3 separate regions of the Mus musculus genome follow, and regions 1 and 2 are each linked to region 3. A link is a loop called in an ENCODE intact Hi-C map of the cell type or tissue named here. Cell type or tissue: gastrocnemius. All regions are shown on one strand.

Region 1 (8,000 bases), 120 kb before region 3:
AGAAAACACGTTCTCAGCTGTACACACAAGGGTCTTCACAACCAAGCCATACATCAAGCTAAAATAAAGCTCCATATACTTTTAAAATGTAAAATCACACAGCCGAGCCCAGAGAGATGAGTGAACAGTGAAGTGCATTTACTGCTACTGCAAAGGACCAGAGATCACAAGGTTCCCAAAATCCACGGCAGGCCATTCCCAACCACCTACCTGTGACTCCAGCTCCAGGGTATCTGATGCCCTCTTCTGGCCTCCTCGGCCACCTAAACTCACATGTGCGCGCTCACTGAACCTAGAGCTCACCTACTGTTTGCTAAGCTGGTGAGCAGTGACCCCCTGGGATTCCCCTGCACACACCTCCAACCAGTGCTAGAGTTAGAGGTCCCCGAAGCCTAGCACTGTGTATGCAGGCTCCAACTCCAGGTATCTCCTCGGGGCACTAATTGTTGATTTCAATGAAGGAAGAGGTATTGATTGAAAATTCTCTCTCATCTACAATATATGATTCTCTTCCCATAAACCCCATCTCAATAACTACTGGCACAGCCAGAAATTTAGGAGTATTCTAGATTTTCTCCACTACCCACCCCTCTCCACAACTAATCGAGAAGTTATACCCATTTCAGCTCTTCCTAGTTCCCCATTTAGGACCAAACTTCTGTATCCCTGCCTCAGTCATTTCTCATTTCCTGTTTTGAGTTTTGTTCCCTGACATCTAGGCTACATGCATACTACTACCAAGAAAATCTATAGTAGCCAAAATACTGAAAAGCCTTCAAGGGCTCTACTGTACCCCACAGCAGTCCTTGGGACCCACCTGTCTACAGCATGCATCATTTCACGTCCCATCCTTGGCTCACTTTATCCTCTGAGCAGCAGAGTATGTTATTTGCTCAGCCTCTTAAGACTTTCCCAACCTCCAAGAATATGCATACAATCTCTCCGTCTCCTTGCTTAGTATGTGTGCTACTATGGACTAGTTGTGTGTCTTCTTTCCTTTAAAAGACAGCTGGATGCCAGTGGCAAAATCCTTAGTTCATTTAGAACCTCCACAGAACTTTTTCATTCATGGGCGGGTGCCCTCACTACACTACACTTGGATAAATAAAAGAAACACCTTCATGTCAACACTACTTTAAGTTCACAAAACAAGAAGATAACCCGAATTGGTTAATCAGAACAGCTGCAATATTTAAATGGTCTTAAAAAAAATACAATGCAGTTTTCTAAAACTCTGTATGTGTGTGGGGGGGGGGGGGTGTCTCGAAATATTATCAACAACAACAAAACACCTACAAACACTAAAGGAAAAAAACCTTTGCCACCTGATTACAAAATAAAACAGGAAAAAAAAATGTACTTTAGCTCCTGAGCGCTCACTATCTCTAGAGTTTACAAGAACACCTTTTACATTAACAACGCGAAAAGAGGTAGAACGCTATGGTTAAAGCATTTCAGAAGGGCATTCTTTACTGGGGGAAAATAATGCAGAATTAAAATCTCAGTTCCGGCCCCAGCTTAGGCGTCCGCTTGAGACAAGAAGTTTCATCACTAAGAAACTCCAGTTTCCGGCAGTCAGAAGAACCACGTGTAACTGACCCCCTGTTCAAAATAAATGACGTCCGACTTTGGGGTCGGGAACAAAAACACGCTCTCCTTTGGGACGTCCACAATGCCTTCCCAATCCCGGGGCCCCTTTTCCCCCCGCGGCGAGCAGCGGCCGAGTACAGGCCGGGCGAGCGCGCTGGAGCTCCGGCTTCCCTGCCGCAGCTGCTCGGCCGCCCCGGGCCCACGGCTCCCGAGCCAGAACTCACCCAGCGCAGCTGCTCCAGAACCCGCCGCGCGCAACCCGCCGCCGCCCCAGGCCCGGCCATCTCCGCGCCCACGGGCGGAGGCCTCGCAGCCGGCCCGCCGGCCAGCAGCAGGCCCGACGCGATCGGGGCAGCGCTGGGAACGCGAACGCACTAGCGGCCGGCGCATACCACTGCGGCCCTGCGGGGGGAGCCCGCGTCGCACCCCCACCACCCCGGCCTTGGTCTCGCCGGCGCGGCGGAGACGCCCCTTCTACTGCACGAGCTCCGCGGCCACGTCCGCGCTCGACCTTAAAGGGCCCACGCACCGCTCCCCGGCCTCCAACTTCGGAGCACGAGGAGCCGGAGCGTGCGGCTGCCGCCTTCCACCCCGGGACCTAAGGCTCAGTCCCGGGGTGAAAAAAGTCCCGCCACCCGAGCTCCCAACGCGCCCACGTCCACGAGCAGACGCCACGAGCGTCTAGAGCCTGAGCCCCACACTGTCGTACCCCGGGGGACCCCTCAGTCACAGAGACGCCGGCCTCCGCCATAATTGTGGCCAGAAAAATGGCCCGCGACGCACGAGCCCACGCGTCCTGCTTTGCGAGTCCGCACTTCGGACTCTGGACACGAAGGCGTCCGGGTCAACTGTGTGGTCTGGTCAGAGTTTAACCTGTCCTGGGCGAGCACACGTCGGTCCTCGTCGGGCCAGCCTTCGGGTTCGCTCGCTCGCCGGGGTCCACCTGGTGGGCGCTGGCCAGGCGCCCCAGTCTGAAACTGCATTAGCCCTAGGGACCGGGGTGCCAGATGGAGCCCGTGTGCACTCCTGCTCGACCCGAGGAGTTCGCACAAAAGAACTAAATGTAGCAGCTTGTCCTCTAAATTTAGGGCCCTATTTTTAGAGCCATTGCACGAAGTCCTGAGAGAGAGGGTTTGAAACGTAAGGTTTAAAAGATAACCTGTCTTCTATGTCTTCTTTACCTACATGATCATTCTTATCCAAACTATCTAACGCAAGTCTTCAGAGAAGAAACTCAAAAAGCAGCAGCCTCCCAAGAGAACTTGATAAAAATCATAAACCTTTGTAAATTTCCCTTACAGTAAACACATCTCTTTCGTGCCACAAGCACTCACACACAAAATCAGAAACAGCCACGGTTGCAGCCAGTGACTACTAAGACCAAACTGAGGCCTAAGTTCTTTGCCACATCACCCTAGGGAGTTTCAGAAACTGCTTCTATCAGGAGATAGCAGAAGTTGCTCAATCCTCCTGTTTTGAGGTAGTGCCCAACTTCTGCACATGTTGGACTGTGTTGAAATCAGCTTATGTGAATATGAAAGTCAGGAAAGAAGTGTGCTTAAGTTTTTTTAGAAATTTCAGAGATGTTTAAGGTTCCGTTAGGATACTATATTAAATACAAATTTTACAGTGGGTCTTAGCATACTTAACAGGCTCTACAATCTTATTGGGCTGTTAAGATTTGTAAACAGAAAACATTTGCTTTGCTCAGTCTGTCTTCCTTATGTTAATCTATGGCCCTTTCCAAAGGTCAATAGTTATCATCACAAATGCTAAAAGCATAAATGAGACAAGTGAAGTTCTAAAAGAAAGAAAAAAAAAAGAAAAAAAAAAAAAACCAAGCACACCTAAAGCAAACAAATAGTAAACTTGACAATCAGTGCAATTCCCAAGTCTAACTTGTGACTGCATTACTGGCGAGTAGACACTTACCTCCTCACCCAGACCTTCCAATTCCATGTCCTAGGACATTCATGTTAAAACACCCGGACATGTAACTAAAGCTCTCCTGACTACTTCAGATCCTTGAGAAAGAGTCCAGATTTTAATACCTTCTGCACTCCCGTTTCCACACAGAGTGTGATCCTGTTTTGACGCTGTAACAGAGGGGTACTATAGGTGGAGCTGTGACTACCAACCCGTAATCCAATTTCAGGGACCTCATAACTTGTTAAATGTATGTGTGCACACATGCCTGCACATATGCATTTTTTTCAAATATCGTACATATTACACATTAAAATCCACAATCGGAAAGGAAAATCCTAAGATTGCAACCGCTGAAACACTGAAAATTTTATTCTAGTCTATTCATAGTGAGTTCATAATTTCTACCAAGGGAACGATATTCAAAGACGGTTTTCCATAAGAAAGCATGAGGTTTTATTATCTTATAAAGGGCCTTCTTTCAAGGAAATAAACAGCAAATGTTATTAGTGTTCATAACTATGGAAAAATATCCAGGGACACTAGACACTTGCTAACCAGAACACCTAGTCCACGGACTAGAAACCAGTTTCCCTCATGAAGGCCCTATGTCAACGCTGTAAGGACTAGCCACTCCCACTTAGGTAGGCACTGGTGTTACACACATAAGCACTCCTCTCTGGGAGGAAAATCAACAAGTTGTGCCACATTGCTATTCTCTGAGTCTTCGGTGTAAGAGTTCTCAGAACGTATTGAATCAGGAGCTACCTGTTGAACAGGAGCTGGGCAGTTTCCGAGCTGATTACTAATGAAGCATTCAGGGGAAGAGAAGATGGGTGCTAGAACTTCGTGAGGCTCCTCCGCTATAAGATAAAGTTGCTAAGAAGCTGTGGGTGCTTCTAGTTCCCAAGTGAGACCAGGAAGAAGCCTCTACACATAATCTACCTGAAATACGAATTACTTACAACAGTCACCTCAGATATTAGAGAAGAAGAAAAAAGAACCCCTTTCACTCAAAATTAACTGGAAAATTGCTCCAAATTTTGTTTGTTTGTTTGTTTGTTTACTGAAGCTTTTCAGATCTATGCCATACGTGCGTCAAAGCTGTGCCCAGATTGCTAGATTTCAGGTGTGTTAGAAACTCTTCAGAACATCTAGTCCAATGATTATGGGCTGACGGCCCGAGAGAAGGCAAGCTGTCGGAGTGCACAGAGTGTACTTAAACCGTACAAGTCTGCGTTCCTCTGCTGTGTCAGGTTGAGCCCCAGTTCACCGCACTAGAGACGTCTAGACTGCAATCTTTCAGTGTTCAAGGGAATCCGAAATTTTTAAATGAACTCACATTTTAGAAATTGACAGTTGGCCTGAGGTGGGGAGGGGAAGAGTGTGTGTGTGTGTGTGTGTGTGTGTGTGTGTGTACTGTTTCTTGTTACCATTGTTTTCAGTGCTGGGGAATTAAACCCATAGACTTCTCCTCCACTGAGCTACATCACCAGCCCAACAATACCTTTTGCGGGGGTTGTTTGTTTGTTTGTTTGTTTGTTTGAGACAGGGTTTCCATATGTAGTCCCAACTGTCCTAGAACTTGCTCTGTAGACCAGGCTGACCTCAAACTCAGAGAGTTCCACCTGCCTCTGTCTCCTGGATGCTGGGGCTTATAGGTGTGCATCACCACCACCCAGGCAAAGAGTATTTCAACAGAAAACTGAAGACTTCATTCTGACTAGCTATTAACATTAGTACTAATTTTTCTCCTAACCTGACTGACATTTATAATCATCTTTAAGACTGAGTCATACCAAAATAAAAAATAAAAAAAAAAGTAATGATCTTTCTGGATCTTTTTATTTTATAATACCTATTTTGTATAACCTAACAAAGAAAATTAAATGAGAAGGGGCTTCTTAAAGAACATGATGAAGTCAGGCATGGTCGCTCATGCCTGTAATACCAGCACGTAGAGGATGAGGCGGGGGATCTGACAGAGCCACAGTTTGAGAACAGCCTGTGGTACAAAGAGCACTCCAGCCCAGCTGAGACCCTGTCTCAAAAAAGACAGGAAGGAAGGAAGGCAAAAGGAAGGAGGAAGAAGGAAAAGGAAGGTAGGTTCTAGGAAGTGGTAGCATATGGCTTTAGTCCCTGCACTCAGAAAGCAGAGTCAGGTGGATCTCTGAGTTTGAGACCACCCTGGTCTACAGAGCAAGTGGACAACCAGGGCTACACAGAGAAACCCTGCCTCAAAAACTGAAAAACAAAGCCGGGCGTGGTGGCACACGCCTTTAATCCCAGCACTCGGGAGGCAGAGGCAGGCAATATTTCTGAGTTCAAGGCCAGCCTGGTCTACAAAGTGAGTTCCAGGACAGCCAGGGCTATACAGAGAAACCCTGTCTCGAAAAACAAAAAACAAAAAACAAAAAAACAAAAACAAAAACAAAAAAAAAAGAAAAGAAAGAAAGAAAAACAAAACAAAAAGAAGAGAAAGAATGAAAGGAAGGAAGGGAGGGAGGGAGGAAGGGAGGAAGGAAGGAAGGAAGGAAGGAAGGAAGGAAGGAAGGAAGGAAGGAAGAAGTTAAGGAAGAAAAAAAAAAGGAAATATATTAGGTAGTTTCCAAAAAAGTTGTTCAGTTAGTGGTACTACCATATACTTAGCTAGCTACAAACATTGTAACTATCTTACTTTTCTCTTTAATTCTTGCTAAAACAAATCAATTACTACATCCAATGACCCCTATCTACAAGTTAGACCCCTATCCAAATGGTTCCTCCACTCATTTCAACCACTACCACCATATGTTGGGCCAGAGGTTTAAAAGTGTGACTAGTGGACCAAGTAGAGCTCATACACTCTTTTGGCAGACCTATACAGCATTGTTCGTTTTTAGGTAGAGTCCCAGTGTGTAGCCTTGGCTGGCCTGGAACTCCGTAATTCATAGAACTCACAGAGATCCTTTCACCTCTACATCCCAAGTGCTGTGATCAAAGACCACACCAAGCTGGCATTTTTTGTTTGTTTGTTTTGTTTTGTTTTGTTTTTTTGAGACAGGGTTTCTCTGTGTAGCCCTGGCTGTCCTGGAACTCACTCTGTAGACCAGGCTGGTCTTGAACTCAGAAATCTGCCTGCCTCTGTTTCCCAAGTGCTAGGATTAAAGGTGTGTGCCACCACTGCCAGCTGGCATTATTTTTAAGATGAGTATTTGCCAGCATTAAAAAATGAGACAAAGGCCAGGCATGGGAGCAGATATCTCTAATCCCAGTACTTGGGAGGCAGGGGTGAGTGGATTTCTAGGAGTTTCAGGCCAACCTGATCTGCATAGTACATTCTAGGACAGCCAGAGATATGTAATCTTAATCTGATTCTCATGTACCTATGAAATCTTCCCTATTCCGCCAAGATGAACCACCTATGTATAGTTCACAAAAAAGTCATGTTCCCTTCTACTTCATGAGTGTTAAAAATGTTATCTCCACTACAGTATGTCCATCTTTTCTTGCTTTTGCTAACTCTAATTTTCATTCAGTATTAGGTCAAATATGCTCCCCTCTAGGACACGTTTAGCCTCCTTTGCCCACACTTTCTACCTAAGCCACCTCCTGGGCAGACCCTGTGGTAGGGCCCTCTGACTCTTATACTCCAATATTACAATAGTTCTTTTTCCTACCTACATTTTCCAATGAGCTCCCAGAAAGCAACCTACAAAGTAAATGAGCAGATAAAATGCCTCCTCTATTATCTTGGAGGTAACAGTAAAGAAGTTTGCAAAAGATTTCTTGTGTGCAAAATGCTAAAGTGAGGCTATATCTCACTTAGTAATAAGTTTCTGCTGTTGTTTTGTTTGTTGTTTTGTTTTGTTTTGTTGAGACAGGGTTTCTCTGTGTAGCCCTGGTAGTCCTGAAACTCAATCTATAGACCCGACTGGCCTCAAACTCACAAAGTTATGTCTGCCTCTGCCTCCCAAGTGTTGGGATTAAAGGTGTGTGCCACCACCACAAGGCTAACATTTTTAAGACACATTTATTTTTATTTTATGAGAGTATTTTGCCTGCAAATATGTGTGTGCCTGGTGCTGGCACTAGAAGAGGGTGCTGGATCCTCTGCACCTGGAGTTACAGGTGATTGTGGTTAAGGCCTAGGTGAAATGTTAAGGCCTTGGTAACTCTTAACTGTCTTGCCTGCCATCTTGTGCTGTTACTAAGGTCATAAGGAAACTTTCTCATGCCCAAGTTGATTGTACATTCTGTTATATTCCGTGCTCTTGAACTTCACAGCATAAGTCAGTTAGAACTCCTTTGTATAGTTACCCACAATAAGCTTGGACCGGAACCAACCACCCAGCAGCACTTCCTGCACCTGTGAATAAGCTTTTAAGGTATATGCTTTTATAAGCTGCTCCTGGGATGGATCCCAACATAAAAGAAACACCTGCACCAATGTAAGAAACCATTTGGAACAAGACTTTCATCTTGAGTAGGGGTTGAGTAAAATT
Region 2 (8,000 bases), 210 kb before region 3:
CCACAAACAAAAACAAGATAGCAACAGAGAAAAAGAAGACACCAGTATCTCTAAGCACACTCGTCCACGCCTGGACTTGTACAACCAGCCAAGCCAAATGCTATTTCCTGACGGGGTCAGATTCCACATCGACTCCCTTTCTCCTGAAAAACAATTTGCCTGACGGCGGCGATTAGTGACAAGTCAAAAGCACCCTTAGGTGGCCAGCCTACTCCAAACGTTGGCCACTCGGAGGCGCAAAAGGTCTGCCACTGACCCTTTCTGACCTCCACCGACTGGTTGTGGGCTCTGACCCGCACCTCCTTCCAATGCTCCAGAGTCAGAGAAAGGGGAGTGGACACAGATTGTCCCATTTCTAGAAAAACAGTAGTCACAACAAGAGCGGACACGAGACTAAGACAAAAAAGAAACCAGAAGAATCAGATGGCCTCTCCAAGGCCGGCCGATTGAGACCCTCTGCACGAGGTGGGACTCGAACCCACGATCCCGTGACCAGACGCGAGGCGGGACTCGAACCCACGGTCTCGCAACAAGGTGCGAGGTGGGACTCAAACCCACGATCTCGCAACAAAACGCGAGGTGGGACTCGAACCCACGATCTCGCAACTGGGCACGAGGTGGGACTCTAACCCACGATCTCGCAACCCCAAATGGTCTCTTGGCCTTCAAAGGGGTCCACCAGGCGTCCCTGATCCTCCCCTGTTCCTCCTGGGACGTCTCCCAGGGTGAACGGACGGTGGACACCTGGACACGTCTATCCTTATCCACCCCGCACTCCCTCTCGGAGCGCGGTCTCACTGAGCGTCCGCAAAACTGAAACTGCGATCGCACCAGACTTAGAAACAGAACACAGACATCAGAACACAGACATCAGACCAAAACAGAACAAAGAATCTTACCTCTAAGTGGGTCTAGGACCTCTGGGTGGTCGCGCTGTTTCCCGGCCAATGCACCAAATGAAAGACCCTCGAGGGGAGACCCTCACTCAGACACTCAAGTCCCGGGACAGCCGCGTACCCAAGAAGACACTGAGACCATACATAAAATGTAGAAGGCAAGATTTAATAAAGCAGCGACATGAAAGCACACAGACCAGAGCTCTGGGGTCGAAATAAAGCAGCAACATGAAAGCACAGAGCTCTGGGGTCGAAACTCATACACCTAGCGGCACCTAGTGGTGTAGAGGAGAATCGACGGTCAGCAAAAATTTTTTACAGGCTTATATAGTAAAACTCAAAGGGGGAGAACTGGGCAGGGAAAGTACAAGTTTACATCACTAGGGAGTTCTGCCAAAGGAATCTACGTAACTAAGGAGTCATGTCCTATCAAGGAACCTACGTAACTAAGGAGTACCTGGTTCATTTTGAGGTTGTTCTAGGAGGCCTTTATCTCAAAAATGTTCTTGGAACAGTTTTTAGTTGGGAGGGTTCGAACTTTAGGGTGAGGAGTTTTGGGGTGAAAAGTTTAGGAGTGTTACAATCTCTAGATGGGAGGGGGTGGGCTCCGAGGTAAAAAATTCATGTTTTCACAAGAGGCCAGTAATTTTCTATTCTTCAACAGAATAATGCAAACTAATAACTGTAGATGCAATGATGGAAAAGAAAGTTACTACCATTTGAACACTGATTTAGGCAAGAATCATGAATTGTTGTCAGACCTACTAAGTGTATGGCTAGAGGAAGAGGAGGACATTTAAGGAAAAAAGCAAAAATACTTCCCAGATTATTTAATGGAGGAAAATAAACTTTTAAATTACATAAAGAAATGCAAGTGTGGCCCTTAATTGGATCCTGGTTTGTACAAAGCATCTATAAAACCTATTTTGGGAAATAATTTAATTTAAATATGGAATGTTAGTAAATATTCAAATATTTTTGCCACCTGTGATGTAATTTGTTTTTATAGAGGTTGTATTAGTCAGAGTTCTCTAGAGTCACAGACCTTATATATATTCCATATATATGGAATTTATTGGGAAGACTTACAGACTACAGTGTAGCTAATCCAACAATGGCTAGCTGTGAATGGGAAGTCCAAGAATTTAGTAGCTGTTCAGTCCCACAAGGCTGGAAGTGTCTCAACTGGGTGTCTGTATATTCTGGAATTCCAAAGTAGGCTCCAAAGCCAGGGAAAAAATGAATGCGCTACAAGAGAAAGCACTCAGGCAAAGAGCAGAACCTTTCTTCTTCCAATCTTCCAAGTTATATAGACTTTCTTTCTTTTTTTTTTTTTTTTTTTAGTTTGGTTTTTCGAGACAGGGTTTCTCTGTGTAGCCCTGGCTGTCCTGGAACTCACTCTGTAGACCAGGCTGGCCTTGAACTCAGAAATCCACCTACCAAGTGCTACCTAGCCTTCCAAGTGCTAGGATTAAAGGTGTGTGCCACCACTGCCTGGCTAAAGATTGAGTTATTTATTTACCTCATGTATGTAAGTACACTGCAGCTATCTTCACACACACCAGAAAAGGGCATCGGATCCCATTACAGATGGTTGGGAACTACCATGTGGTTGCTGGGAATTGAACTCAGGTCGTCTGGAAGAGCAGGCAGTGCTCTTAACCATCTCTCCAGCCCCACATGTAGACTTCCAACAGAAGATGTGGCCCAGGTTAAAGGTGTGTCTTCCTGTCTCAAGATCCAAATCAGGCTTGTCTTTCACCTCAAAGGTCCCAACTAGAAGTAAATCTACCCACTTCAAACCAAGCAGAATATCTTTCACAAGTTTGCCCTCCATTTCTGGATTGTACTTCATTCCAGATATAGTCACACTGGCATCCAAGAATAGCCATAACAGAGGTGTAAACTAAAGTGGAGCTCCAGAAGTCTACGGCTCTCTTCAAAATACTTAAATGACTTTGAAACTGAAGTCCAAATCCAAGTCTTAATTCCCTGATTTACTGTTACCACTTAATGTTCATTGAATGCTTATAAAACGGTAATTACATAGAATTTTACAGACAAGGGTTCAAAGAAATGACCTACCTGGAATACATTTTTTATTCAAAGTACCAACTGAGCTGATGTAAATTTAGAGGTAAAAGAATACTATTATTGAGCCGGGCGTGGTGGCACATGCCTTTAATCCCAGTACTCGGGAAGCAGACGCAGGCGGATTTCCAAGTTCGAGGCCAGCCTGGTCTACAAAGTGAGTTCCAGGACAGCCAGAGCTATACAGAGAAACCCTGTCTCAAAAAACAAAAAACAAAAACCAAAAACAAAAACAAAAAAATACTATTATTGGTAGTTTACTAGGTTCGTGACACCAAACTGTATAAAAGAAATGTGACAGAAGGTCTGCTGTTACATCACAGAGCTAAAGATATCTAGACTAGCTAGTTTCTTAGTGTGGTTTGAAGCAGCAGACATAAAATTTCTTAACCACGCCGGGCGTGGTGGCACACGCCTTTAATCCCAGCACTCGGGAGGCAGAGGCAGGCAGATTTCTGAGTTCGAGGCCAGCCTGGTCTACAAAGTGAGTTCCAGGACAGCCAGGGCTACACAGAGAAACTGTCTCGAAAAACGAAAAGAAAAAAAAAATCTCTTAACCCTTTAGATATCGCTGCTTCCTACAATTTGACTGAGATACTTCGCATGCTGAGAACGTGAAGGGCTGTTTTTAAAATCCCTTTCTTTGGGGGCACCAAACTAAAGAAAAGCTCTCCTCTCCAACTTATTTGTAGGAGTATCAGAGACTATCAAAATAGCTACTTTATTTCATCCATGTTACTTTTGTATACAGGGGTGTGTTGTTACAGAAGTACAGTGGTACACTGAAGAGGTATCCACAGCTCTCTTCACAAACACTTCAATGACTTTAAGAAACTGAAAATTAAAACCTGTCTTAACTTCCTAATTTGATGTTACCACTAAGTGATCGTTAGCTATTAATAAAACATACTAATTATACAGAACTTTTGCAGACAAGGGTTCAGAGAGCATTTAAGTCTGGGTACCAGCCCTCAAGATGAAAATCGTTAGCCATTTTTTTCCTGCCCCTCTAAAGACGAAAGGTGGCGCTGCCGTCACTGGTTCAGCAATGGGGCGTGTGCGGCCTCCGCACGTCGGAAGAGGAAGGTCCGCGTGCCGCCACGATCCGCCTTTCCTGGGAAGCCGATTTTGTCCTGCTCTGAACAAGATGTAAAAAGAAGCCGGCGTGCGAGCCCTCGGGCGCCGCGACCTCAGCCCAGCGAATGAGAAAGCGTCGGGACTTAGCGCAGCACGCCGGGGTTCCGCCTCGAGCACGCTGCAAGGGCCAGACCTACCCGGCGAGGGACGCCCAGAGTGGCCCCGCCCCCACGCCTCTAGCCCCGCCCCGGGTCGCTGACGTCAACGGTCACGTGCCGCGCGATCCAGGCAACCAGGAGCTCCCCCGGTTCCGGAAGTCTCGCAAAGCCGCGCCAGGCTCCGCCCGTCGCCGTGACGTCACTCTCAGTCCCTACCACTACCGAGCCTCCGCGTCCGGGTACCGGGAGAACCACGGTTTCCTCGGAAGCAGCGCGGTCGCCTCCGCATCCCTGGTCCGTTCGAGAGAGGATTTCGAGGTCGTTGCCCGGGCCGGCCGGGGAGCACTTGCTTGCGGTACGGAAAGTCAGCGGCGTGCAGGCCTCCCCGCGCCAGCTTTTCCCCCCTCTCAGCCGGTCCGAGTGCACTTGGTTCCGCCGAGGCGCACGACGGTTCCGCCCCCTTCTTCCTTGTCATTGATGTTGTTGTTCTTGTCAGTGCCGCAACCCCGACCGCCGGGAGCGCGAACCCGAGCCGGGGCCGCCCGGTTGGTGCGGTGGCGGCGGCGGCAGCGGCTGCGGCTGCTGCAGCTGCGCCGGCTGCGGGGGCTGCTGCGAGGACTGCGCAGGCGGCCGGGGACGGGCGGCCGGCGGCCGAGCCGGATGGCTCTGTGCGGGCAGGCGGCCGGCGCCGCGTCGCTGCCCAGCGAGCTCATCGTGCACATCTTCTCCTTTCTGCCGGCGCCCGACCGGCTGCGGGCCTCGGCCTCCTGCTCGCACTGGCGGGAGTGCCTCTTCTACCCAGCGCTGTGGCCCCAGCTCCGCATCTGCCTCCGCGTCTCGCCCGCGGAGCAGCCGCGGCTAGAGTTCCTCATGCGCAAGTGCGGCTGGTTCGTGCGGGAGCTGCGGGTTGAGTTCGCCGCGGAGAATTATCTGAGCGGAGGCGGCGGCCCGGGCGACGGCGGTAGCGGCGGCGGCACCGACACGGGCACCGGAGGGGAAGACGGGGAGGCCCTGCAGCTCTCCTCCCGCTGGCTGGAAGTACTGCGCATCTACTTGGAGCTGGTGTTGTGCGTGCTGCTCAGCATCCGGAACAACAGGTAGGCTTGCGTGGGGACCGAGAGGGTCTGGCCTTCCGCTGGCCTTGGGAAAGATCCCGTGGGGTGTGCCGGCCGGCCTCAGGATGGCCTTGTGTAGGTGCAGCTATCCGTTCCTGACCAGACTATTTCCGGAGACAGAAGAGGTGATAACGGGACTCCTGGAGCGTCTCAGGCATGCTTTCATTCATCCGTTCTTGTCCATGGGCTAGAGCTGCTGGGCAATGCCATTATCTTATGCGTGGGAAAGTTGTGAGTTAAGGGTGAGGCCTGTACAAAAAAATAAGGTGGTTTTCTGATTCTGAATTTGACCATTGGTGATGGGTAATTAATTCATAGTGACGAGGTGAGTAAGTTTCCTTGCTGATGTCCATGATTACAAGAATTAACCTATAAGAATTCTTTAACAGTCCTTTTCTTACCTGAAATAGTTTTACTAGCCTGGGCCATGTCCAAAGACTGGGAGGAGTGCTAGTTAAAATCATTAGGGGAGGAAAATTGTCAGACTTGAAGCCGCATCCCATACACCATCAGGCTGGACTTACTCCCAGTGATTCACACAAAAGTAACGCTACCTAACTTGGGGTGGGATAAAGGAGCTGGGCATACTGTGGGGGTTAAGTATGAGACTCATTGTGCATCAGGACTTTAGTGTAATTCCACCTAGAGCTCATGGCCCATATTCGGACTCCAGCACAGAGTCCCTATGAAAGTCTAGTGCCTGCCAAACCATATTTATATTTTCTTTATCTGGATATTCATTCCAAACTTACAATGTCACTCTTAATTTGGAAGAAAAATAATTGCAGCAGTTTACAAATAATTATTAGTGATTGGACATTCCAACACTGCTAGGGTCAGGGCAGAAAATATTGTACTGTAGAGAGCAGAACTGGGTGCTTACTAGGTCAAGTGATGTACATGCTGTTGTGTGGCAGTTTTCCTCTAAGCAGTGTCCTTCCTTCCACAATCTATATCCCACCATCTTTATGTTAAATAGAGTTGAGAATAGATTGTGATTAATACTAAGTCATATGTGTCATACATATTTTCGTGATCTATAATTAAATCAAGAGTTTAAGCAGGGTGGTGGCAGCACACGCCTTTAAAGCTAGAGCTTGGGAGGCAAAGGCAGGAGGATCTCTGCCTTTGAGGACAACCTGGACTACAGAGTGAGTTCCAGGAAAGCCAGGGTTTCACAGAGAAACCCTGCTTCAAATAGGTTAAACTGTAAGTATTCTAGCCTCATTGTGTATGGAAGCCAGGCATGATACAGATCTGGAATCCCGGGACCTGGGAGCTAGAGGCAGGGAGCTTAAGTGAGTTCAAGGTCATCATCTTGTGCAGAGCAAGTTCAAGGCCAGCATGTGCTTTGTGAACTCCTGCCTCAAGAAACAAAACAAGACCTGGTGTGGTGGTGCACGTCTTTAATCCCAGAACTTGGGAGGCAGAGGCAGGTGAATTTCTGAGTTCGAGGCCAGCCTGGTCTACAGAGTTAGTGAGTTCTAGGACAGCCAGGGCCACACAGAGAAACCCTGTCTTAAAAAATCAAAAAAAAAGAAAAAAAATTATTTATGGGAACAAGGCTCCATTTTTTCCAGTGCCCTGTTTCCTAAGCTTTCACGTGAACCCATTCCACTTCCTTGCTTTGATTTTATCTGTTAAGATAACCAAAGCTAAAATTTTTCTTAATCAGGTTCGGGGCTTTCTCAAAGTTGAGCATAGCTAGAGACCAGCTGATTTGTTCTGTAATCAACCAGCCCTGAAAAAAAAAAAAAAAAAAAGTCGGGAGGGAGGGCATAGTGCCTTTGATTCAAGTAAGAACTTCTCAGTGCCTAGTTCTTTTTGGTATTTTAATCATCTATGGATGGATCTATAGCATATATACACAACAGTACTGTACCACATTTTGTCTTTAATTCTTTTTCTTTCATCCTTACCATTTAAGTTTCTATCCTAATGTAACTTGTTTGTGAAACCCTGTGTGTCTGCCCTTCTGAGTCTGCTTTCACTTCTGCTCACAGCTGTTGGTTGTCCACGAGAGAGTACACTGTGGTGCCTAGTAGCGTGTTCACTATGGACATTCGTATTTGTACTGATGTTGTCTCTTTTTAAATTAAATCATATTGGACTGGGGTGTGGCTTAGTTGATAGGTGCTTTTAACTATTAGTGACACTTGTGACTCTGTGATTAAAAACTACAACCCTAAAACAGTGTATTAACAATGTCACTTAGAAGTTTTTTTGTTGTTTTTCTAGTGTTGAAGTACAAGTGTGTTCAACCACTGCCAGTTTAAGTGCTGCTGGGAACTGAACCGAGTGCTTCCTGTACGCCAAAAACTTAATAACTAATAAGAAGTGTAAACATACATTCTTTTCATTTATAATGCTCTTGCTTTATGATTTCTGCCATTTTTTAAGCAGAAGTGTATCAGCCATTCCGCTTCCGGGCTTTGTGCTGAATTGCCTTACTCAATGCATAGTCATGCCCCACAGGAAAAGAGCTATGCTAACCTAGAGTTGTAGGGTATAATCAGTGGTACTGATCTTCTGAGAGAATAACAGTTGGCTTGTTTTGATTTGTCAGAGTGATTATGGCTGCCATACTGGTATTGAATGTGTTAAGAACAGATGATAATCAACAATAAAGAGTACCTCTTTGCCAATAAAACACAGGGTTTCAG
Region 3 (8,000 bases):
AAACTAAAAAGTTTTATTTACTTTATGTGTATGAGTGTTTTGTCTGCATGCATGTCTATGTATCATATCCACGCGTGGTACCTGAAAAGGTGTAAAGAGAGCATCAGAGCCCTTGGAACTAGAGCTAGAGATGGTTGTGAGCCACTATCTGCTCAGAATTGAACCTGCATCCTCTGGAAGGACTCCACTGAGCCATCTCTCTAGCCCTATAGTTTTGACTACTGAGTGCTGTTTATTTTCTTCATGCAATGACCAGATGATGTAATTATTTGGCTATTCTTTGTGCCCTTCAGGAGACCGATACTGTACAAGCATAGGGAAGTTTTCTCCTTTGTTTCTGAGATGAGAGTCTTATATATTCCAGGGTAGCCTGGAATCTTCTATGTAGTTGAGAATGATCTGGACTTCTTGACCCTTTTGTCTCTACTTCCAAGTGCTAGGATTACAAGCGTGCTTACCAACAGGCCTGGTCTTTAGGGACCTTTTCTTTATGATCCTCTGTTGTGTTCTTAGTGCCCAGCACAACCTAACTGCTCAATAAAAAGTGTGCTGGCTAAGCAAATGAATAAAGAATATGGACAGAAAGCTGCCAAGACAGCTGTGTTTCTATACTGAGAAAATGATACCAGGTCAAATTGAAAAAGTGTACAATGCACCACCCTGAAAAATAACTATAAAGGTATATCCAGAAAAAAATATCCTTAATTATTTATAAAGGTCAATATTAGTAAACAATTGAAGTACTTTTGTTTGTTTGTTTGTTTGTTTGTTTTGAGACAGGGTTTCTCTGTGTAGCCCTGGCTGTCCTGGAACTCATTTTGTAGACCAGGCTGGCCTCGAACTCAGAAATCCGCCTGCCTCTGCCTCCCGAGTGCTGGGATTAAAGGCGTGCGCCACCACGCCCGGCTATAAAGGTCAATATTAGTAAACAATTGAAGTACTTTTTGGGGGTAGGGGAAGTAATCTTTTAAATGACACACACACACACACACACACACACATTTTCCAGAGGGTCTCAATGTAGGCTGGCCTCCAGACCAAAACGCCTCTGTGTTAGCTTCCAAGTGGTGCCTAACTTTATAAGGAGCAATCTAATCTTATACACACCATAACTTATATTTTTGATATGATAGGAAAATGTTCGTGTTGTATATGTGTGTGTTGTTAAAATATTCCCAGGTGGTTGGTTAAACTCACAGAAATGTTCACACTTTGCTTCCTTTTCAACTTCTTTGGGTCAATCTGGGCTACCACAACATCTGGACATTGGGCTGCTTCGATCCTACAATTAAGTAATACATACATGATACTTATTATTTCGCTTTGTAGAATAGAGAGATGTGTTTTACTTTATTATGAAATGGGAAATAAAAGTGCAAGCTCCCAATGAAAAAACGAAACGCCTGACACCTAGATGAAAAGCAAAGAAATTTAAGAACACACGTCTTAACGTGCAATCAAGTTCAAAAGTTATCTGCCAACCGTAGGGTGTAATAAGATCTTAAATTTCCCGGACCTCCCGAAAGATAGGAACGCAAACAGAGGAGGGACTGTTGCACACCAAGGGTCAGGCGCGGCACCAGGGCTGTACACAGGGGCACGACAACCAGCCCACTCGCACGGGGCGAAATCACTCACTGCACTCTCCTCAGATATTCCTGAGGCGTCCTGGGGGGGACCGAGGGATCGAAACCTTCCGTCAAGTCACAGGGCTCCACAGGTAACAACCGTGGCATCAACTCTTCCACCGCAGACTCGGCTGGAACCCACGCCATGGTTCTCGCTCCCGCCAGTCTCAATCGGCGCCCAGAGTAGGCACGGCGCAGGCGCCTAAGCGACCTCCGCCGAGGCCACCGGCTACAGGCGCAAGGGGGCGGAGCCACACAAGAAACCTGCTGGTTGCATCAAGCTTATGGCACCGGTGGTGGAATGTAGCGCTCGAGAATAATTCCTGGCAGAAGTGGTTCCTGAAGAGTTTCTAGGTCGCTCTGTCTAATCCCATTTTCTCGTCTAAAGCTTGGGTAGGCGGCAGGGACTGAGGATGAACTTTGAAATCTTTAATATTTTTAAAATTAATGAACAATATCGCTATAATCGTCATTTTTAGAGTACTAAAGCCTTTAACCATTTGTAAACACGTTACATTCGTCTAAATCTTACAACCCCTTAGGGTGGTGTCTTTCTGACTTCGCGGGGAACAGAGTGGATGAATGCAGAACTTTTTGTTTTGTTTTTCACTTTTTCGGATAGCATCTTAAAGTTTAGTTGAGGCTGTTCTGGAACTCATTAGGTAGCTCAAGGAGTCTCAAACTTGTAGTGATCCGATCCCCTGGCCTCAGCTTCTGGAGTACCAAGTATCACACGAGGATAATTTTTAGGTTTTTGAGACTGTCTCTTCTGTGGCTTAGAAGGGTCTACAGTTTGCAGTGTAACGTAAGCTGGGCTGCCTTTTTTTTTTTTTTTTTTTTTTTTTTTTTAACCTTGACTATTGAGATTACAGGCATGAACCATCACCACTAGCCGAGTGAGATACTTAAAAACTTTAAAATTACTATTTTGCGATTGCTTGTGGGTCGGTGAGGAGGTCAGAATACAACTTCTGGGAGTAAAGTTTCTTTTTCTGCCTTATGAGTTCTAGGCAAGTGAGGTCCCTGAGCCAAGCCTTCTCATTGGCTCTTGACAACACACAGACGAAAACCCAAAATTAGAGGAGAATCCGAGCATCTATTTTCTAGCGAATACTTCAAATAATTGTTAACTCGTGCTTCGTTCTTTCTCCTCTTTGGACACGGATACAATGTCAGGAAAAAAACTTGCAAGAGCCTTTTCTATATACTAGAAAACAAAAACAATCGTTCAAGCAAACAGTAGACGTGAAAGCTACATCTGGTGGTTAACATTTTTTTTCTTTTTTTCTGGGGCTAGCAATGCCCTAGTCAGGTATTTTAACCTTAATCCTACACACGGCCTCGAGCGGCCACATCCCACCCTTTATTACTCCGGTTACCTCCCTTCCTCCACCGCCCTGGCTATCGCATCGCTTCCTGCTAGCCCCGCCCCTTCCTGAATTGTCCCCGCCCTCCGCTTTGCTTGGCCGTCTTTCACGCTCGCCCCACCCTCTTTATTACTCCCGGTTCATCTTTTCCGCCACTCAACGCGCCCATTACCTCCTGCGCGCCCCGCCTCTTCCGGGACTGTTCCCGCCCCTTCGCTGGTCGCCCCTCCCCGCCTCCTCCCCTTTGACGTGGCAGAGGCGGCACCAGCCATGTTGTCCTGGCCCAGGCCCTCCAAGAGGCCGGGGGCGGGGCGGGGCCGCCCCTGATTGCGGTGCCACGGCTGCTACAGGGCTTTGGAGCGGACTGACGACTGTGCAAGGCGGAGGCTGTGGCCGTCACGGAGCTTCTAGGTAGGTACTGTGGTAAGGACTAGCGTGGCAGCCACCTCTGCTCCACCGGGGTCTTAGTCGGAGCTGGGAGGCGGGCGGCGGGCCGGAGTGTCAGGATTGTTGGCTCTGTCCCGGCTGTGCTCTCGCATAAGCAGCGGGGCGTGCCGGAGGCTGTGGCCCAGCGCCGAACCGAGATCGCTGAACCCTGTGCTTGTCATGGCGACGGAGCGCCCTCGTCTTTAGTCCTCTTAGTTTAGGTGGAAGGACCGTAGCAGGATGGAGACCGAGGGTCTGAGCATCTGGCTCTGCACCCACCCCCACCTCCTGGGTGACACGCTTTGCCAACCCTGCCCAAGGCTCCTGTGCCCTGGGGCCTCTAGGTTCGTTTCTTGACTGCCCAGGAGTGCCCTAGACTTTGAACCCAGGTGACTACATCACCTGTAATTCGGCCTTGGGCCTTATAAAGGTTAAAGAAAAAACCACCAGGTATAGCTAGTGCCTGGGGCCTTGATTATTAATGATCAGGTTTCAGAACTGAGCAATACCATGCACTGGGGCATTTATTCTGTCTGTAGAGCTTTACTGTTTGTGGGAGAGGAACAGGAAGAGGTAAATAAATCCATAGGTAGAGTAGAGTTGGAGATGTCTAATTCATCTCGTCAGCTAAACTTCTGTCCTGTCTTAACACAACCCCACCCTAAACCACGGATAGCTAGGCACATTTACTGAAAGAAATTTAAATTTAAATGTATACTAACATCTTCCTTCTTTCCAGCATCATCAGAGGGCCTTTGTTTTTTAATTGTTTCAATGACCAATTTTATTATTGCCCCCAAAATTCTCACATAACTGATGTGAAATTTGAAGGCCAGAGAAGTTTATTGCCCAAGAGCAAAAATTTGTTACTCAGTCTATTTCATTGGAAATTTTACAACTGGGCCTGGGAAGATGGCTCAGAAGTTAAGAGCACTGGTTGCTCATCCACATGAATACACACACATACACGGGCACAGAAACACACACTCACACAGAGAACTCACTACTGGCTTACAACCTCTTGTAATACACTTACACACACAGTGCCTCATTACCTATTTACAACGATTTGTAACACACCCACATACCTTTCATCTCAACCCCCAGCTCACTAGTGGTTAACAAGCAACTCCATTGGTAGAGGATCCACCACCCACTTCTGGCTTCCACAGGTACTGCACACACATAGTATACAGGCAGATACAGGCAAAACACCAATAGACAAAAATGAAATAAATATATATAAAAGAAAACTTGCAACTGAAATGTAGGGAGGTAAGGTGGTAACAGATAACTAATTTACTTAAAATTTGTATGTTTTCCCATTAGGAATGCATAAGGGGGTAAAAATGGAATAGAGAAAACCGATACTATGGGAAGCCTTTCAGGATGTAGGAAAGTGTTTGCTGTGTTATGATAAAGTGACATGAGGCTTTGACTCTATCAGGAGAAATTACTTAATTAAAATAGTCATCACTGCAATAAATTATTGAAAAAATGTGACTTTTTTTTAAAAAAATGGCCTTTTGTATCTTTATCACGTTTTAAGAAGATGAGTTTGTAAAATCTGCATTATAACAATATTTCAGGATGTGTGTGTGTGTGTATGTGTTTCAAACAGGGTCTTACTATGGCAGGTCTGGAACTGACAAGAGATCCATCTGCCTCTGCCTCCTACGTGCTAGGATTAAAGTCCTGTTCCAACAAGCTTGGCTCTATTTTTCGGCTAATGTTCGTATTGGATGATCAGGCGCTTGCCAAATAGATCATCACACTAAGGAGGTTTGTGACAGGACTTTGGAGGTGGGCTTTGTGATTCGAAGCGTGAACGGTTACTTTGGAAAGAGAAGGAAGCTGTGCATGACCATGTAGCTGGACAAAGTAAGAACAGGGTGCTGCTTGCTTCAGATGACTGCTGGGCAGTGAGAGTGCTAAGATGTTCAGTGAACAGCAGTGAGTGGCATTGGAGCGCAGAGAGAGGTTGAGAGAAAAAAACTGAGCAAGAGGGATGATACTGTGCTCACATATCACTCAGGTGACGCTTTGTTTGTCCTAATAAAATATGAGGGTGTGGAGTAGAATTCAGTCCAGGGGCCGGAGAGCTGGCTCAGCATCCAGAGCATCGGCTGCTCTTGCAGAGGACCAGGGTTTTTCTAGCACCCATGTTCTCACAGCTGTCTGTAACTCCAGTTCCAGGGAATCTGACATCCTCACACAGACATATACAGGCCAAACACCAGCGGACATACAATAAACATGAATCATTTAAAGAAGCATTCTGGATGGGGGTCCAGTACATAGCCTACTGTAGAAATTTCACCCTGCTGTTGCCTAAGTGTGAACACTTTCTGAATCTTTTAATAATCTTTCTCACTGAGAGAAAACGAAGGCAGTGGTTCTTAGGACCTTCTTCTACTTTTAAACAGTATTGAGGATCCAAAGAAAAACATGTTTACTTTTATATCCTAAAAAAAACAAAACCAAAAATAAAACAAGTATGTGAAGACTGCATTCTAACAGAGGAGGGGGGAGGGGAAGCAAAAAAGATGATTTTCATTCATGCAGTCATTTTCTTACGTATGACCTCTGTTCCTTCGCTCTTCTCCCACTACTTTTAGTTATGTTTCTTTGAGACAGGGTTTCATTCTGTCAACTGGTAGCCCAGGTTACAGCAATCCTTCTATCTTAGTGTCCCCTAGTGCTGGGGTTGCAAGCATGCACCACCATGCCTTTCTCTGCTGGTTATACCACTTGGGCTTTTTGCTTCTTTTTCCGAGGACAGAGCCTAGTGAACAGGCCAGCAACAGATGGAAAGTCATTCAAGCCTGCTGGTTTCCATCAGCCTCATCCATCAGTGTGCACGGCTCACAGAATTAATCCTAGATATGACAACATCTAAGTTCTTTCCAACTTGGTCTTCTCAGCATTTTTATTGACTAGAAACTTCTCAGTTTTGGAAGAAATCCAAATCAAGATGCTATATTGGGTATCTGGTGAGGGCCTGCTTTCTGGTGCGTACGTGGCACTTTGTAGTTTATTTTTACATGCAGAAAAGACAGCAGAGTTTTCTGGAGTCTTTTAAAAGTAAGGCCACAAATCCTATCCGTTTAAAATCAGGTTTTTTCCCCATTGTCTCTCTTAGCAACATTAATATCCATATTTGTTCTTCTGACAATGTAGGTCCATGGATTTTAAATTATTTTTTAAAATTTAATTGAAAAAACTTGTTTTATTTTTATGGATGTTTTGCATGCATGAATGTCTGTGTACCACGTGGGTGCTTCTTGCTTCAGATTCTCGAGGGTACTAGAGTCCCTGGAGCTGGAGCCATAGAATCTGGATGTAAGCTATCACGTGGACACTAGGAATTGAACCCAACAGCCAGTGCTTCTAATCACAGAGTCACCTCCCTATCCGTGCCTACCTCCTTTTAAGTTTCTTTTTTACTTTTTTTTTTTTTTTTAATGTGTGTGGGTTCTTTGCTTGCCTGTATGTCTGTGTACCCACTTGTGTGCCTTAGTGTCTTTGGGGGGCAGAAGAAAGAATCAAAGCCCCTGTAACTGGAGTTGCAGATGGTTGTTAGTTGCCATGTGGGTGCTGGAAACAGAACCAAGTTGTTCTGCAAAGAGCTATGAGTATTCATAACTATTGCCATCTCTCCAGCTTCATTTTTTTTTAAACCTGATTGTCTTCATTTTGTGCATTAGTATTTGTAATTCTATACCTTTGTGCATTTGTTTTCTTTAGCCTTCATTCATGACTAACCACTCTTTCCAGCTTTAGAGCCAGAGGCAGGACTGTCCTCTAGCTGGGGAAGCCAGCACCCTAGCCAGCCAGTTAGAAGGTAATAGGATACCTGGTTGTGGTGATACATGTTTATAATCCCAGCACTTGGGAGGCCCCAGCTGGAGCAGGGAGGTTTTCAGGATAACCTGGTTTTAGAGTGAGACTCTTTCAAAACAATGACAGCGACAAACAATAGCTAGGAAGCCTAAACCCTCCTAGGAATGTAAAGTATTATGTTAAAATTATATATCTCAAATGCTTTGACAAGTTAGGATTTAGTTCCTGTGAGAGGCTCTGTAAGATGTAAGTCCTGGGGATAGCACTTAATAGGCATTTTGTTTATCATGCCATTAGTATTCTCCACCCAGCTTCAGAAATGGCAGAAATGGGGGTGGGTGGGTATGGGGGACTTTTGGGATAGCATTGGAAATGTAAACGAGGAAAATACCTAATAAAAAAAAGAGAAAAAAAAAAAAGAAATGACAGAAGTACTATTACATGGTCTCCTGGAAAGTCTGATGAGAACTTGTCACTTTATAATGAAAAACTATGCATATTTTATAACTTTATGATTTTTGTATCTGTTTATTAGGAGGTTAGAGGGCACCTCAGTTCTCTCCCTCTACCATGTTGGTCCCAGGGATCAAACTGTTCATCAGACCCTCCATCAAGTGCCTTTAACCCTGTCTCACTGGTTCTTGTCAACAATTTGAAGAGTGAACATCTCTTCCTCTTACTGCCTTGTGAGTGTTAGGCTCAATTCTTATGAGGCTTTTGGATCTTTAAATATCTT

Evidence for each region. Peaks named below come from ENCODE experiments on the same cell type or tissue, not always from the same donor. Only the 100,000 strongest peaks of a DNase experiment are listed, where the experiment ranks them.
Region 1: a loop joins it to region 3, with 5 times the contacts of the local background. A loop is called at or near these places in 13 of 42 quality-filtered maps.
Region 2: a loop joins it to region 3, with 3 times the contacts of the local background. A loop is called at or near these places in 10 of 42 quality-filtered maps.

The regions. Positions count from the first base shown.
Region 1 is chr12:59,125,419-59,133,418 of GRCm38, reverse strand. All of the region lies in intron 6 of Mia2 (MIA SH3 domain ER export factor 2), which reads right to left. Among named protein-coding and RNA genes, the nearest start is that of Gm24233, 4.7 kb to the left of the region's middle. In gastrocnemius, CTCF peaks have their summits at 1,997 and 3,698; DNase peaks (open chromatin) are centred at 323, 2,028, 2,511 and 3,694; H3K4me3 peaks cover 4,513 bases; H3K27ac peaks cover 4,608 bases.
Region 2 is chr12:59,216,179-59,224,178 of GRCm38, reverse strand. Fbxo33 (F-box protein 33) reads left to right here and starts at 4,696. Exons shown (of 4, transcript NM_001033156.4): 1 at 4,696-5,319. The coding sequence starts at 4,700. In gastrocnemius, a CTCF peak has its summit at 4,002; DNase peaks (open chromatin) are centred at 3,110, 4,358 and 4,662; H3K4me3 peaks cover 3,053 bases; H3K27ac peaks cover 1,927 bases.
Region 3 is chr12:59,007,252-59,015,251 of GRCm38, reverse strand. It overlaps Sec23a (SEC23 homolog A, COPII coat complex component), which reads left to right and starts at 3,235. Exons shown (of 20, transcript NM_009147.2): 1 at 3,235-3,406. Gemin2 (gem nuclear organelle associated protein 2) reads right to left here and starts at 1,861. Exons shown (of 10, transcript NM_025656.5): 1 at 1,639-1,861; 2 at 1,198-1,282. The coding sequence starts at 1,775. In gastrocnemius, CTCF peaks have their summits at 1,876 and 4,614; DNase peaks (open chromatin) are centred at 1,850, 3,176 and 5,270; H3K4me3 peaks cover 5,632 bases; H3K27ac peaks cover 5,997 bases.